2 separate regions of the Homo sapiens genome follow, and region 1 is linked to region 2. Evidence: chromatin loops called from intact Hi-C (ENCODE). Cell type or tissue: MCF 10A. All regions are shown on one strand. Links, peaks and the distances in the headings refer to the core of each region. The heading gives the core; the rest is flanking DNA. Region 1 has its middle 25 kb from the start of MTUS2. Region 2 has its middle 23 kb from the start of POMP.

Region 1 (8,190 bases), core at 1,528-5,527, 160 kb before region 2:
CTGGAGTGCAGTGGCTCAGTCTTGGCTCACTGCAATCTCTGCCGCCCGGGTTCACGCCATTCTCCTGCCTCAGCCTCCCGAGTAGCTGGGACTACAGGTGCCTGCCACCACGCCGGGCTAATTTTTTTATATTTTTAGTAGAGACGGGGTTTCACCATGTTAGCCAGGATGGTCTCAATCTCCTGACCTCGTGATCTGCCCGCCTCAGCCTCCCAAAGTGCAACTATTCCAATTACATTGTGTTTAACCAAGTTGAAATTAAGCTTTCATTTGCTGCCCAATTTCTCTAGAGAATCTAAATTTACTAGAACCTCATAGTAATTCACATCTCTGTTACTTATTAGCCAAAATAATGAAGCTGCTTTCAAAAAAATTTACTATTTCCAGTTTCTAGATTATCTTATGAAATCTCTTGCCTGTACAATCTGGAATGGAAGAATATACACTTTGTTGTTAAAAGAACTAGAAACATGTCATGCAAATGGCTTCTCCATATTGAAGGTATGCTGGCATGGGTGAGTGTCCGTCAGGGGAGCCTTCCCCCATTCTCCCAGGTGGAATCTGTTGCTCTTCCTTCTGTAGTCCCGTAGCTGTGTGTGTGTAGAACTTGCATTGCAATGTACTTTTGTTTACATGTTTGTTCGTCCCCTTTGGCTGACCTCATGCCTTATTTATTTCCAGTTGTCTAATACCTATCTTGGTCCTTATCACATAGGAGATGCTCAATAAATATTGGCTGATTGATCAACTCATTGGATGGTTACACTGGTTGATGTTAAAGTGGGTGGCCTATTTGCTTAGCTTCTGTTCTCCAGAACAGTTAGACCAAGATCAATATATAATCCACTTCAACTGTTGTTGACATGGTCATTCTTTTTTTTTTTTTTTTTTTTCTGAGAGAGAGTCTTGCTCTGTAGCCCAGGCTGAAGTGCAGTGGTGTGATCTTGGCTCACTGCAACCTCCACCTCCCAGGTTCAAGTGATTCTCCTTCCTTAGCCTCCCGAGTAGCTGGAATTACAGGCACCCACCACCACACTTGGCTGACTTTTGTATTTTTGGTAGAGACAGGGTTTCGCCCTGTTGCCCAGGCTGGTCTTGAACTCCTGGGCTCAAGCAATCCGCCTGCCTTGGCCTCCCAAAGTGCTGGGATTACAGGCGTGAGTCACCACTCCTGGCCAAAATGGTCATTCTTTTATATCTCTCAATCTAGATAATTTTTGGAGGACCCAAACACCACATAGGAGATAAGAAAGGGGGAATTTTAAAGGATCATCCCCACTTCCTAAAGCTAAGTTATTCTAGCAATTTAATAAATTGGATTAGGGTAGGAAACATGGAGTCCAAGTCCAGCTCTTCCCCTGAACACCTGCTTAGGGCTTTAGTTCTCTACAAAACTAACCAGGGTTAGAATCATTCATTAGGCAACCACATTGCACAGTGGAAAAACAGGGGTTTTTGGAGTCAGGTGGATCTGGCATTGAGGGCAAAATATCAGTTTCTAGCTTAACAACCTAGGGCACATTATTTAAATTCACTGATTGTCAGTTTTCTACGGGAAATACAATATCTGCCTTGCAATGTTGCTAAATGAGACAAAATGTATGAAGCGCATGCCACTGTGCTTAGCACACAGTAGAGTCTAGACAGGGACTTCCGTGGTGTAAATCACACTCCTGTGCTTATACACAGAGGAAGCTCATCTTTCATCAGTTTTTTTTAGGCAGGGTCTCCCTGTGTTGCCCAGGCTGCAGTGCAGTGGCACAATCACAGCTCACTGCAGCCTTAATCTCAGTGGGCTCAGGTGATCCTCCCACTCACCCTCCTGAGTAGTTGGGACTACAGGCACACACTACCATGCCCAGCTAATTTTTGTATTTTTTTGTAGAGATGGAGTTTCACCATGTTTCCCAGGCTGGTCTCAAACTCCAGAGGTTCAAGTCATCCACTTGCCTCAGCCTCCCAAAATGCTGGGATCACAGGCATGAGCCACTGCCTGGCCATCTTTCAGTTTTTACTTATGCTTTACAATTTCTCTCTCTCTCTCTCTCTCTCTCTCTCTCACACACACACACACACACACACACACACACACACACAGAGTGAAATAGGGAAAAGACAGCAAAAGTCCACCAGGTTTAACAGAGTATTTTCCTATGGTTTTGGTACCATCATTGCCAGAAAAGAAAGGTTATCATAGAGTCCGTGATTTAATGGTTAAATATAAAATTCTTTATGCCTTAAAATCATTAAAGTACTATTTCTCAGGTAATTCTCCCTATGTCCAATAAAATTAAAAGTCACCACATGTTGAGAACTTGGAAATGGGAGTGATTACATTTTTTTTTTTTTTTTTTTTGAGACAGAGTCTCACTCTGTCGACAAGGCTGGAGTGCAGTGGTGCTGTCTTGGCTCACTGCAAGCTCCGCCTCCCGGGCTCATGCCATTCTCCTGCCTCAGCCTCCCGAGTAGCTGGGACTACAGGCGCCCACCACCACGCCTGGCTAATTTTTTTGTATTTTTAGTAGAGACGGTGTTTCACCGTGTTAGCCAGGATGGTCTCGATCTCCTGACCTCGTGATCCGCCCGCCTCAGCCTCCCAAAGTGTTGGGATTACAGGCGTGAGCCACCGCACCTGGCCTGATTACATTATTTAAGCCCTGAACAAAAGTACCATTAAGGTGTAGGCCCATTCCAATAACTTTTAAAGATTATGAAGAATACTTCACACACAGTAAGCAAGGTTATATGATGGCACAATTCAACAGTGGAACCAACTGCTCAACATGTTGTGTTTCTGCTGTACTTTACATGGTAGATCTGGATACTAAAGTTTGTGACTGCTTGGTTTTAAGCAAAAGTCACCTGCTTACAAGGTAATTCACTTTAGAACTGGCTATTCAAATCTGCAGCAGCCTTCAAAAGTGCAGATGGAGAAAACTGATGCTCAAACCATTGTCTCAAATTGGGTTTTGAAACTGGAATAGGGAGCATTTTCTTCACAGATTTTGAGGTAGAGCTAATTCCTGGTTTGCCCAGCAGAGGGCAACAGCCCCCACGGGAAAGTGCAAGAGTGTTCACCCGCTTTAAAAGCCATCTTCCCAGCTACTCGGGAGGCTGAGGCAGGAGAATGGCGTGAACCCGGGAGGCGGAGCTTGCAGTGAGCCGAGATCGCGCCACTGCGCTCTAGCCTGGGCGACAGAGGGAGACTCCGTCTCAAAAAAAAAAAAAAAAAAAGCCAACTTCACCGGAGGTCCACGGAGAGAAAGCGGCGGCCAAGGGGTGGGTGACATCATTCCTGGTCAAGAAGATCACCCAGGGACAAGCATAAAATGGAAATGCGGGTCCCTTGTTAAAAAAGAGAAAAAAAGCGTTTCTTCTGCAGTCTCTCTCAGTTGACCTGTCCAGATGTTTTGTTTGCTATTTAATGTCACACTCCCTCACGCACAGAGATGCTGGCAGGCTGGGGACAGACCCTTAGGGCACCAAGGGCCCGCCCTGTGGTTAGGCGTGCAGAGGGTCATGCCTGGCCCTGCCCCCACCCTGCCCTGCCCGTCTGGTGGAGGGCGGCAGGGGCACCGTGTCGGGCCTCTCAGGATGAAGGGCAGCAGCAGTTCTGAGCAGGAGCAGGAGCAGGAACAGGTGACCCAGACCCAAGTCCGCGAGGTGGGGAGGAGGCAGGAGGCAGGACCGCACAGGAGCCGAGCCTCCAGGCCCTGGGGAACAAGCCCCATTGTCCCGGACTTCACTTACAGAACAAAAGGAAGGATAACTGTGTTGAGAATTTCAAGATGGTGTCCATGGAGCCTTGAAGCCCAAGTTGGGGGGCCCCTAAGAGCGTGGGGCCCTGCCGGCGTACCTCGCCACACACCTGTCCAGAGGGTTGGTTACTCTCTGAGCCTAACCAACGCCAACCAGCTGGTACACCTAAGCCCAGACTGTGCTGTCACCTGCCTGCTTTCTAGTTCCTGGAAGAGAAGGGGTTGTTACACCCCGGGATGCTCACTACCATCAGGAACAGAATCTCCTCTCTGCCTGCTGGCTCTGGCTATATTGATCTCCACCACGTTCCTGGAACACCCAAGCTTGCTCTCCCATAGGGCCCTTAACTGTGTGCTTCCCTGGACTGCTCCTTCCCAGAGACTATGAGGACCCCTCCTTCCCTTCATTCAGATCAGGGACGCTTTCTCCAGCTAAAATAGCAACCCCCTCCAGGCACATCTCACCCTTTAACCAGCTTTATTTTTCCTCATATCGCATATCATCCGTTCCTGATGTCTTGTGTATTTATTTGATTGCTTTTGGTCTATCTGCTCTGACTGGACAGTCTGGCAAGGCACCTTAGCTCATGCCTGTAATCCCAGCATTTTGGGAGGCCAAGGCAAGAGGATCGCTTGAGGCCAGGAGTTCCAGATCAGCCTGGTCAACATAGCAAGATCTTGCCTCTACAAAAATACTACTACTACTAATAATAGACTGTCCATGGGAGCAGGATTTGTGGGGGAGTTTTTTTGTTCATGACTATCTGCAGCTCCTAGAACCACTGCTAGTATGTGTAAACACTCAAATGTTGAAGTGAGAATAAATGTCTTGATAACCTACTGGCTGATGGCAAGGTGCCTACTAATGAGACCAAGGAAGAACCAGGACAGGGTTGCTACCAAGCAGGACTTAAGTAAGTAAGTCACTGAGTGGCTGGTACAGGAAAGAACTCTTTACTTGTTTGCAGATTTGCCCTAATAAAGAATGCCAGCTTCACATAGTATCTTTATATTTCCCATCTCCTAAGCTGTGATATTTTTATAACACCCTTAGAGAGTGACTTAATCATGCCATTTACAGGTAAAATACAGAAAGCCCAGAGAAGTAAAGATCTTACAGAACGTCACACAGCTCATAGTGGCAGAGCCAAAACTACAAGACCCAAGGCTCTTTTGAGTTTTATCCTGTGCTGTTTTCAGAGATCATTCTTTTCTGAACATGTGGTCTGCAACCTGAGCTTGTAGTTTTATATTCAAGGTCAGGAGGCAGCAGAAGAGACCTACTGTCTCTAGCAACTCTACTTAGTGGCCCAAGACCTTGGGAGTTTACTCAGCTTGTTTCCAGAGATCAGTCCGCTTTGCTTTGGTTTCAGTTCAGGGTTAGCATATCAATAATTCTTTATTAATAAGGCCAAGCATATAATGTTTCTTAGCAGTTGCATATCGAATATGGAGAGAAAACATAGGGAGTGTACTATGTATTGTGAAACATTGCACCAGACAAGCATATTCTAAGCCATGTGATTCTAAGCATTTGCTTCCTAAATGATCGTTGATCTCTGGCCGCTGAAGAGTTCATTGTCTATCTGTGAACAAGTCACTTGTTCCAGCCCATTACCGCAGCTAATTAGCCACAACTACATTTCACGTAAGGGTTGCCTTTGTGTTGAACTTTAATATTCAGCAGGAGAATAGACACTGCATCCCTTTAATTGTGTTTTCCTAATTAAATTCCAAATTCTAATTGTTTCTTCCCCTTGAAATGAAGATCTTAGATTTTATCGTCAAGTTCCTATGCTCAAGTTTTATTTTAACTGTTTTTAAAACCTTGCCACAACTAAGTAACCAAGTAGACTTTGCACCACAGATAACTTTTGGATACATGATTATCTAATAGTAGATGTATAATGATTACAAAAGGGACAAGAATAATACACTTCAGGGTCACTAGACAAAATGAAATGTATCCTCTCCTTGTCATGAACCACTGTTTCTCATTTCCTAATCTCTAAAATGGAAGAAATTCCATCTGACTTTTATTGACTTAAAAGGAGATTAAGAAGATTAATTTAACACTGTTAGAAAAAACAAAAATATTATAGTATACATTTTGGCAAGCAAAAGTACCATGTTAATAATATTATTATTTACAACATAGTTGCTTTATAACAGATTGGTAAAAATGAGAGGATTTGTAGAACACAGAATTTTGAAACTAGGAGAGACTCCAAAGGCGATCTGGTTCAAATTCATTTTACAGAAGCATAAACAAAAATTCAGAAATAACAAATTTTCAGTTTGAAATACCTATTTTAAAGTAATTTCTACAATGAAGTCTTTGACATAATAAAATTCTATAATAAATTAAATTTAAAGAGGGAATGAAGCTTACTATTTAACTTATTTAGAATACATGACAATAGTGAGACAGCTAATATTTCTTTCAGAGGCTCCAAAGTATTTAAAGCAGTTTCTTTACTCTTCATAGATAAAGTTTTCCAGATCCTTCTGATTACCTGATTGCCCTTGATATATTTCAATTTACCAATGTCTTTCTCAAAATTACTAAACTTAAATTCTCAATTCTATTCTCACCACTTTAGGGAACTATGGGTTTATCACCTTTTGCTTGCTTGAAACCCAGGTGAATTTAATTAATGCAAACCAAATCACACCCATTTTTTGAACACCTGCAAAAACTAAAACCCCTAAGCCTCTTCTATGTAAACTGCCTTAAAATCAGGGGACATCTGTCCTTTTTGACTGCTCAGTATCCATTTCTTCTTCTGCAACTGAGAAACAGTTTGGCTTTGGAAAATTACCACTCTCTCCACTGGAGATGGAGATGGAGAAACTGCTCATGCACATGGTATGTCTTACTCTGGCCAAGAGTCGGTTAAGTGACTGAAGCCAGACCAACCAACTGCTCACTCTTTCTCTTTCTGGCATCCTGACCCAGGAGGAAGTACTAGTAGGAGCTCATTGATTCCAGTGCGGTCCTAAAAAGAAAGTCAGTCACTTCTAGTTTCCTAGATGTTCAAAGTTATTCTGGTTTTGGAACTTCCAAATTTTGGTTCTTCAGCCTTTTCTTTGATTCTGTGAACAACTCTGTATCCTCCCAGTAAAATCCTTCTTTTGCCTTTTGTTAAAGCCAGTTTCTGTTGTTATTAAGTAAAATCTATACCTGGTACAACTGGCCTGATATTTTCTGGTATATTTGTTTTCTTGTCTGTTTTCTGCCTCTCACCCTTTTCTATCAGGAAAGGGATCTTGTCTGCCCTGTTTGTTGCTGGAACTCCAGAATCAAGAATTGTGTCTGTAACATGGGCAGTTCTCAAGAAATATATGTTGAATGAATGACTGATACCCAATTCCCTAAATAATACAGTTATCATCTGGGCCCAGTGGCTCATGCCTACAATCCCAACACTCAGAGGCTGAGGAGGGGGATTGCCTGAGCCCAGGAGTTCAAGACCAGCCTGGGTAACAAGTCAAGACCCTGACTCTATGAAAAAAAAAAATTTAATAATAGTAATAATAATCCAGTTGTCAATGCCAAGTACCTAGGGATGATAAATTAAATAAATAAGATTTCTTAATCTACTCATTTAAGAACACAAAGTCAGAAAAGGGGGAAAAGTCTTACAGAGGTATTTAAAATCTGATCCTCATTAACTAAGTGCAAGTAATATTTCCTGCCCAATTAGCCTCAAAGTTGAGCAGGTGGGCCATGGGTGGAGAGGCCCTTGTGACAGAGTTGATGGTTCAGCTCATTCTTCCTCAGAGCAAGTAAATCTCTGGAGAGGGGATATAGCTGCTGTGGTCACAGTAATGCCTCCCACACCACTCACCTCCCAGTCCAGCAAGCCAGGGACAAAAGTAACTGAGTGGAAATGATCCATATAAATATGACTTTGCATTTCTGTACCTGCTATCAAATCCAGGGTGGATTTAATGTGGACCTAAAACTAATCTCCATTAAAAGGAGTGAAGATAAACAATAAGGAGGAGAAGAGTTGTGCTGATAGGATGCTCATGACCAGTGTTTGCTGACAACAGATAACTGGGTGAATATTGAAGACATAAGAACAATAAGATGCGCACAGACTCTTCCCCTTCTCCCTCATATGAGATAAACAAAATGTTAATTATTGGGGCTATGGAGGCCTTAGTAAACTGCAGAGATGATCTTGAGTAAAGACTTGTATTACAGAAGAAGTGCCAGTTGTGTCTTACATCACAAGCCCCAACAGAGATGCTCATTAATAATAGCTGATGGGAAGTGACCGTCTACTGCATATCAGGCATGGGCTGTGCTAAGTGATTTGCACACATTTTCTTATGTGATTGTACAGTCCCCCGGGACAGGTACTACTTTGGTCTTCCATTTAACCAATTAGGAAGGTGAGGCTTAGAGGGTTAGGCAACTTGC
Region 2 (8,190 bases), core at 1,582-5,581:
CATACATTCTCATAGAAACCCAAATCTTTCTTCAAACTAAATTCTTTTAGATGCCTGACATAACAGAATTAGTCTAAATAAATCACTATTCCTGTTTTCTGACTCCTCCCTTAGAAAGTAGTGGTCTCCTACTGTGATTTTTTTTTTTTTTTTTTGAAATGGAGTCTCGCTCTGTCACCCAGGCTGGAGTGCAATGGTGCAATCTCGGCTCACTGCAACCCCCACCTCCGGGCTCAAGCCATTCTTCTGCCTCGGCCTCTCGAGTAGCCGGGACTACAGGCATGCGCCACCACACCAGCTAATTTTTGTATTTTTAGTAGAGACAGGGTTTCACCATATTGGCCAGACTGGTTTCAAACTCCTGACCTCAAGTGATTCGCCCATCTCAGCCTCCCAAAGTGCTGGGATTACAGGCATGAGCCACTGCCTCCAGCCCTCTGATACTTTAAAATCTTTTATTATCTCAAATACACATGCACTACCTTTCCCACCATTCTTATGAGCATGTAATTATGGAATGCTACTCAAGAATCACAAGCAATTATTGATAGCAAAATTATGAAACAATTTTTAAAACAACAACAATTGAGCTACCTCATGTCACCACTCTGCCATACTGCCTCCCATTAAAGTAAATTAAGCAAAACAAAATAATTTGCTGGTTCAATACAATCCAAAGCCATGATCTGGGGATCTGGGGAGTATCTGGTATTTTAGAATCTTTGCATTACCCAACCATGAGAGGTTTTTGGGTTTTTCTGGTAAGATTTCCTGAAATCATGGAATATCATTTATCACGCACTGTAATTTCCTTTAGCCGGATTTCATTAGAGTCTTAAAGAATGATAGGTTCTGCATGCATATTTTGTCATTTCTATATGGATGAGGGTCACTCTGTTTCATGACCTTCTTCCATCTTTTGCCCTCACAACATGAGCTGTAGACTGCTTACAAACATGCATGCTGGTGAGAACAGCCATGTAATCCCATGAGCTGATAACAGAAAGGAAGCGAGTTGAAAAGAGAAGTGGTGTTTGATTTCCCTCAACTGCTGCAGAAAGTCTTTTAGGTTCCTTGTAATTGATTTAAGGACTTGGACATATGTCCTTTTTTATTATAACAAGTTATTATTTGATGGATTCTATCTGAGTCCTGTGCCGAGCTCCTTACACATGTTCAATCCTCACAACAACCTTTCAAGTGAAGGACTACTAATATTTGCCATTTTGCAAATGAGCAAATTAGGCTTACAAAGCTTCATTAATCTGCTCAGATCACATAAGTAAGTGAGAGTCAGTTTATCTGATTCTAGAGCTCAAGCTCTTAAAAACTTTACTATACTGCCTGGGTAGAGAACCCACAAACGATGAGGTGAAAACAAAACAAAAACCAGAAATCATGATCTAGCCATGTGCAAAATAAATATTTGTTGAAGTTTTTATAAAAAACAGCAAACATTTTGAAGCTATTTCGAGGTAGCACAAGACAAGAACTGTTATTTCTCTTTGCAGGACTATATAGGGCCCATATGATAGCTGTAGATGGAAATGACCAGATATTACATCATCCAAAGTTGCTTTGCTTTATGCAAACAGCCCCGTAAAGAAAGGGACCACCATTATACAAACCCATCTCTTATAGGCCACTGCAGATTAGATTGGACTGAGGGTACATTTTCATCTTGTCCTATTCTGACATAGCAGTCCATCACTGACTTAATTAATATCACTGACTTTAAAAAAAAAAAAAACCCAAATCTGGAAATATTTAGAGGGAAAGAGAGCTTTTATTCTTGAAAAGCCTGTTTCTTCTCTTCTTTATTAAAGGTGGCATTAAAATCAGCTTAAGCCTGGGTGTGGTGGCTCATGCCTGTAATCCCAGCACTTTGGGAGGCCAAGGCAGGGGGACTGCTTGAGGCCAAGAGTTTGAGACTAGCCTGATCAACATAGTGAGACCCTGTCTCTACAAAAAATTAAAACAAACAAATCCCACTCAACATGAGAGGGGGTGGAACTTGGTAGCACTGGCACTCAGTATAATTCATTCCCGCTCAGTGCTGCACTAATTACTTACTACCCGTACACAGAATAAGGCAAAACCCAAGGTAGTGTCTATTTCCCCTCTAATTTTAAGTAAGACTGAAAGACATGGTCAGAAATGCCATTGGCTTGAATCCTATACTATCTTTAATCAAATGTCAGCATTCCATTTTTCTAAATGCGCAGTCAATGTTTTTAGTATCAATAAGCAAGTTTCCCACTCTATGAATGAGGTAGAGGAAGCCTTTATCTAGGTGGGGGTGGGGCAACAAAAATGCCTAGGCTCCTTCAATAGCAATCTGAATCCCCTAAAGTGAAAGTACTTGCTATTTGTCTTTAGCAAATAAAACAAACAGCAATCTTTTGATCTTTAGGAAGCCCTTTCTTGTTAAGGTAACATTCTGTCTGACTTTTATGTTTCAGCATTCATTGTATATTTAATTATTTTAAAAAGTTTTGTTTTAAACTATTAAACTTTTTCAGCATTTAAGATAAACATGGACATGCTTTGTTAAAGACCAAAAATAAGTTTCACACGAAACTGCAAAGTGTAGCAAAGATAATACCACATGAGGTCGGTATGTTCCAAAACATGATTCTCAGGGGACCCCCCTCTGAACACACTGCTTCATTAGAATTCTTGTTCTGAAAAGCTTCAGGAAGCCCCTGACTCTAACCCACCCTTTCCTGAAACTGGTGAAAGTATGAAAAAAAAAAAAAAAAAAGGAATTAACAGTAAAGTGGAAAAAGAAGCAGAATCTCAAATCAAGGAGGCGTGTTTTGTCTGTATTCAGACTGCTACTATTTTCAAAAATATATTGATGCTAACCTTGTCATAGCTTAATTAATTAATTTATTTATTTATTTATTTTGAGACAAGGTCTCACTCTGTTGTCCAAGCTGTAGTGCAGTGGTACAATCATGGCTTACTGCAACCTTGAATTCCTAGGCTCAAGTGATCCTCCCGCCTCAGCCTCCCAAGTAGCTGGGAATATAGGCATGTGCCTCCACACCCGGCTCATTTTTTTTTTTTTTTGTATTTTTTGTAAAGACATGATTTTGCCATGTTGCCCAGGCTGGTCTTGAACCCCTGGGCTCAAGCGACCCTCCTGCCTTAGCCTCCCAAAGTGTTGGGATTACAGGCGTGAGCCACCGTGCCCGGCCTAATTTTGTAATAGCTTTCAAACAGGAGCACACTGGGATAACAATTAGAAAAAATAAATAAATTTACATGTCTCCATGGGAATGCTATCAAACAACTGTTTTTAATATGAATTGAGAAAAATGAGTAGATCCTGTTTTTATATTGAAAATATCATCTCATTTCAGACTATTGAACTTTGGTTGTGATCTTTTATAAATACGGGTTTCCTTTTGGAAACATCAAAATAAAGATAGAAACGGGTTTCCCTTGGTGATTCATTTTTCAGGTGTATTCCTCAGATGCTCATTTGTTCTTCCGTTTTATTCTTTCTTTCTATTCTAGTACATTTCCTCTTTCTGCGGTTGGGAGAGTCACCTGCCCTGGTGGTTTTGAAATGCTCCTGCAGTTCTTGGAGCAGACAGTGGGTGGTGATAAGAAGCCATGCCTCCAAGCCAGCCATTCTTTCTGGAAGTTCCAGGTCAGAATCGTGAGTGGTCTGATGTAATGGGACAGGGGGCGAATGCTGCCTAGCAGAGAAAGACAGGCTGAAAATCAGAAAACGTGACTGTACTCCTCCCTCAGCTACCCACATTTATGACGAGGACCCAGCTTCTTTACTTTCTAATGGAAAACAGTTCTACCGCAGTTCAGCAATACCACCCCAATTGGAGGAATCAAATCTTTAGACCCAGTGCCAAAAGATTTGACCTACTCAATGCCTATGACGTTACAACTCCTATCATGGCAGTGTTGTCTGCTAAAACTAAACGAAAATGCACGTATGTGAATTCAACAAAATTCAAACAGTGGTTTTAAAAAGTATAGAATTACAAGAGTCCTTTTACAGATTCAATTCTAGCCTTAGATTCCTGCAAGGAAATATTTTCCAAAGGGAATAAAGAAATAGAAACGTTTTCTAGGTTTTCTTTAAGAGAACACTTAGAAAATGGATTACCCAAATATGTAAATGGAGCTATAACTATGGCATTTAACCCAGAGTGCAATGTGATAAGCCATCAGAAAGGAATGCAATCTGGGTTCACTGGAATGATGTGAGGTTTATTAGTTATCCTTTCCCAGGACCAAAAATTAGCAATTGGTTTGGCCTAAATGAAATTGTTGCTATTTGAACAGGATTGTGGGAATAAGAAAAACCTTAGAAAGCTACAAATTTCATCACCTCATGGTTCTGACATTGGGCCATTGCACAGTCTGTGAAAAGTAGCAGTAAAAGCAAATGAATTCAAAGCTAAATCTTAAAAAAAAAACACCAAGTAGAATTATATAATCTTGGAATTAGAGATCCTGTGCTCTGACCTCTCTCCAAAAGCAAAAATCCCTAGAAGAACTTCTCTAAAAGATGACCTTCTAGGCATTTTCTGAAACACTTTGAGTAAAGAAGTTCTAACGACTTTTTAGAATACTTCGTTCCATTCTTGAACTCTCAATTTCAGCATTTTTAAAAACTACGGTACAGACCCTGAGATATATAGAATTATTCTTGGAGGTACAAGAGTTTCATACAAGATCTAGAAATAGTTGTCTTTTCATGTGGACAATAATCTAAAAAGAACTAATACATAAGAACTTTATGGTGACCACTTTCTTAAAAATTAGTAGACTTCTTCTTTTCCTGAGCGGTTTTAGGTTTACAGAGACATTGAACAAAAAGCACAGAGAATTCTCATATACCCCCTGGCCCTCCATCCCTAATTTCCTCTCCCCCACACTTTTTTTTTTCCTTTTTAGACATGAGGTCTTAACACGTTGCCTAGGCTGGAGTGCAGTGGCAGTTCACACTCCAGCCTCAAATTCCTGGGCTTAAGCAATCCTCCTGCCTCAGCCTCCTGAGTAACTAGGACTACAGGTGCACGCTACTATGCCTGGCTTCCAATTTCTTCTACTTTTAGCATCTGACATTAGTGTTGTACATTTGTCACAATTGGTGAGCCAAAATTGATACAACATCATTAACTAAAGTTCAGCCTTCCCATTAGGGTTCACCCTGATTGTATTTTCTATGAGTTTTGGCGAATGTAGTAATCACTTTTTATCTGAGGGCTACCAGAAGGTATCTTTCAGTGCTCATTTTTGTTTATGTGTTAGGAGAGTAGATCCACTTTAATTGGGAGTGAATTAAAAAAGAACAGAATTGGTCCTAATAGGTAACCATGATGTCAATTTTAGTGAAGGAAAGTAACCTTATAGCATACTTCATAAATGAAGATTTCTCTATGGTTCAGAAAAAGAAATGTGTTTGGTTTGTGTTATCACAATTCACACGGCGGTCTACAACTGCCCAAGGCAAAAGCCATCGATACCATATTCATGCTCTGAATGACGATTTTGCTTCAGCAAAACATCATCTCTCCCATTAAAAGAAGGTTGTTTATTTAAATATTGTTGACATTGTAGCTTTGCTTGTCTTTAATGTATACATTTATACATTCAGTTTACAAACTTAATTTGTAAATGTGTATAACTGTAAGCATAAGAACTTTATACCTAGTTGTATGTTTGTCCATAACTAAGAACTGTTATAGAAAAACAATTCGTAAACCCTGGAAATTTGCGAGAATTTTTTCTATTAGGGAGTCTGTACATGACTCAGGTTTAAGAAACAGTGTCCTAAGCGTTAGACAGTTTTCCCCCTATTTGGGGTACAATACTGCCTCCCTGTAATTTGCACACACTTATCCTGGCTCTGCCCTCTGAAATCTAATCCTTCTTCTATACAAAGCCCTCTAAAGAGTATTTGAATGTAACAATTGCTCAGTTTGGAGCTTTCTCTTTTACATTTTAAAGGGATGAAACAGATTAATATAGGTTGAATTATGTATAATTTTCTGGAGACTGGTTATAACCCTTCCTTCCTCCTTTTCCACTAATTGTTACACACCAGGGTATTGAGAGCTGAGGGTAAGGTTTGCTTCTCTAACTTACCAACCCACCCCAAAACGGAAACAAGGTCAGCCTGGCCTGATTTGCACTTAGTGAATTCACGTTGACTCTTCAGTCTTCTTGGATTTCTTTTCTGAACGTCCACAGTCATGTTCAGGAGAGGTTGAGCTGAAGAGTTTATAGTTTCTGTAATACAGCCCTCTCCCATTTGAAACCTGGGAGAATGTTTTCCTATAAGCAGTGTTCTGGAAACTGTCATCCTGTATGATTTCTCAAAGAGAACTGAGGGTGCGTTCTCGAGTAAATCCTCAGGGATTTTGTTCCAAGTACTATAGCTGGGGTTACTAGGGCCTCAGGTGAAACTGTATATATGAAATATGTATTTATATGTAAATGTATATATGTAAATATATGTATAGATTTATATAAATGTATATATAAATATATGTATATATGCAAATATATGTATATATTTATATAAATGTAAATATAAATGTACATATATTTATACAAATGTATATATAAATGTATGTATATTTATATAAATGCATATATAAATGTATGTATATTTATATAATGTATATGTAAATATATGTGCGTATTTATATAAATGTATATGTAAATATATGTGCGTATTTATATAAATGTATATGTAAATACATGTGCATATTTATATAAATGTATATGTAAATACATGTGCATATTTATATAAATGTATATATAAATATATGTGTATATTTATATAAATGTATATATGTGTATATTTATATAAATGTATATATAAATGTGTATATATAAATGTATATATAAATATGTGTATTTATATATACACATATATTTATACAAATATATACATATATTTATATATAAACACATGAAATATATATTGTTTGTTTATTTGTTTACTTGTTTGTTTACAAGCTACTTACTCTACGGTAGTGGTGCTGGCTGGTACTCTATGAGTGGTGCTGGCTGGGGAGGACTGTGTCCCTAATAACAAAAAGGGCGTGGTGGCTCGTGCCTGTAATCCAGCTACTCAGGAGGCTGAGGCGGGAGGATCCCGTGAGGCCAGGAGGTCAAGGCCAAGTGTGAGGAACCTAACGACCCAGTCTCTAATAAATACATAAATAAAAATAACAGAGTTAAGGAGTCCTTGCCTGGAATCTCTGATGCTCCAGTTGAGGATGCAGCTTTCAGAGTTGAGGCCAAAGTATGTGACAGCTAAAGGTCCCGTGGAATTGGGAGAGGGGTGAGCTGATCACTAAAACAGAAAATAAAAATGCTCTGTCAAGAGAACCCGTATTTCTAGCCTGGAAGTTTACAGTGTGTGTTAGGCCCAAAAATAAGGATCAAAGGTAAAGACTAAAGAAACGAAAGTCAGTGACTTGAAGAGTTGAGAGCAGGTTGGGGTGAGGTTTGAGGAAATGTTTCTTCAAGTAAGAAGCTAGGGACTGAGTACGTGGAAGGAAAACCTGTCCTGGAGCACCGTTTAATATGGGGCACCCGGCAGAGGGTGAAGGGTGTATGGGGGGCGTATGCATGTGTGCGTGCACAACACAGAGTGGAAATGGAGGGAAAGCAATTTGCACATAAACTAACACTATACAATCTAGCCTTAAAAGAGGAGGAAAGGCCGGGTGCGATGGCTCACGCCTATAATCCCAGCACTTGGGAGGCCAAGGCAGGTGGATCACCTGAGGTCAGAAGTTCGAGACCAGCCTGGCCCACATGGTGAAACCCTGTCTCTACTAAAAATGCAGAAAATTTAGCCAGGCATGGTGGTGGGCGCCTGCAGTCCCAGCTGCTCGCAAGGCTGAGGCAGGATAATTGCTTGAACCCAGGTGGTGGAGGTTGTGGTGAGCCGAGATCATGCCATTGCACTCCAGCCTGGGCAACAAGAGCGAAACTCTGTCTCAAAAAAAAAAAAAAAAAGAAAAGAAAAAAGAAAAAACCATTCTTACCTGCTACCTTTTCAGTAGTGTGACTTTGACTAATGTTTAGAATGAACGATGAGGCCCTTAAGGGGCAACTAGTAATTTTGATCATCCAAAGCCAGGAGGTCATTCCTGCTGCTCATGAGTAAGGCTATGTGAAAAAGCCAATGTC

What was found. A loop is a pair of places that touch in the nucleus more often than their neighbours do. Peaks named below come from ENCODE experiments on the same cell type or tissue, not always from the same donor. Only the 100,000 strongest peaks of a DNase experiment are listed, where the experiment ranks them.
Region 1: it touches region 2 in a loop (8-fold over the local background); 3 of 110 quality-filtered maps call a loop at or near these places.

What each region holds. Positions count from the first base shown.
Region 1 is chr13:28,791,689-28,799,878 of GRCh38, reverse strand. No RefSeq gene overlaps it. Among named protein-coding and RNA genes, the nearest start is that of MTUS2, 25 kb to the left of the region's middle. In MCF 10A, for the core only: a CTCF peak has its summit at 3,034 (motif pointing right); a DNase peak (open chromatin) is centred at 3,058.
Region 2 is chr13:28,632,322-28,640,511 of GRCh38, reverse strand. No RefSeq gene overlaps it. Among named protein-coding and RNA genes, the nearest start is that of POMP, 23 kb to the left of the region's middle. In MCF 10A, for the core only: a CTCF peak has its summit at 3,621; a DNase peak (open chromatin) is centred at 3,611.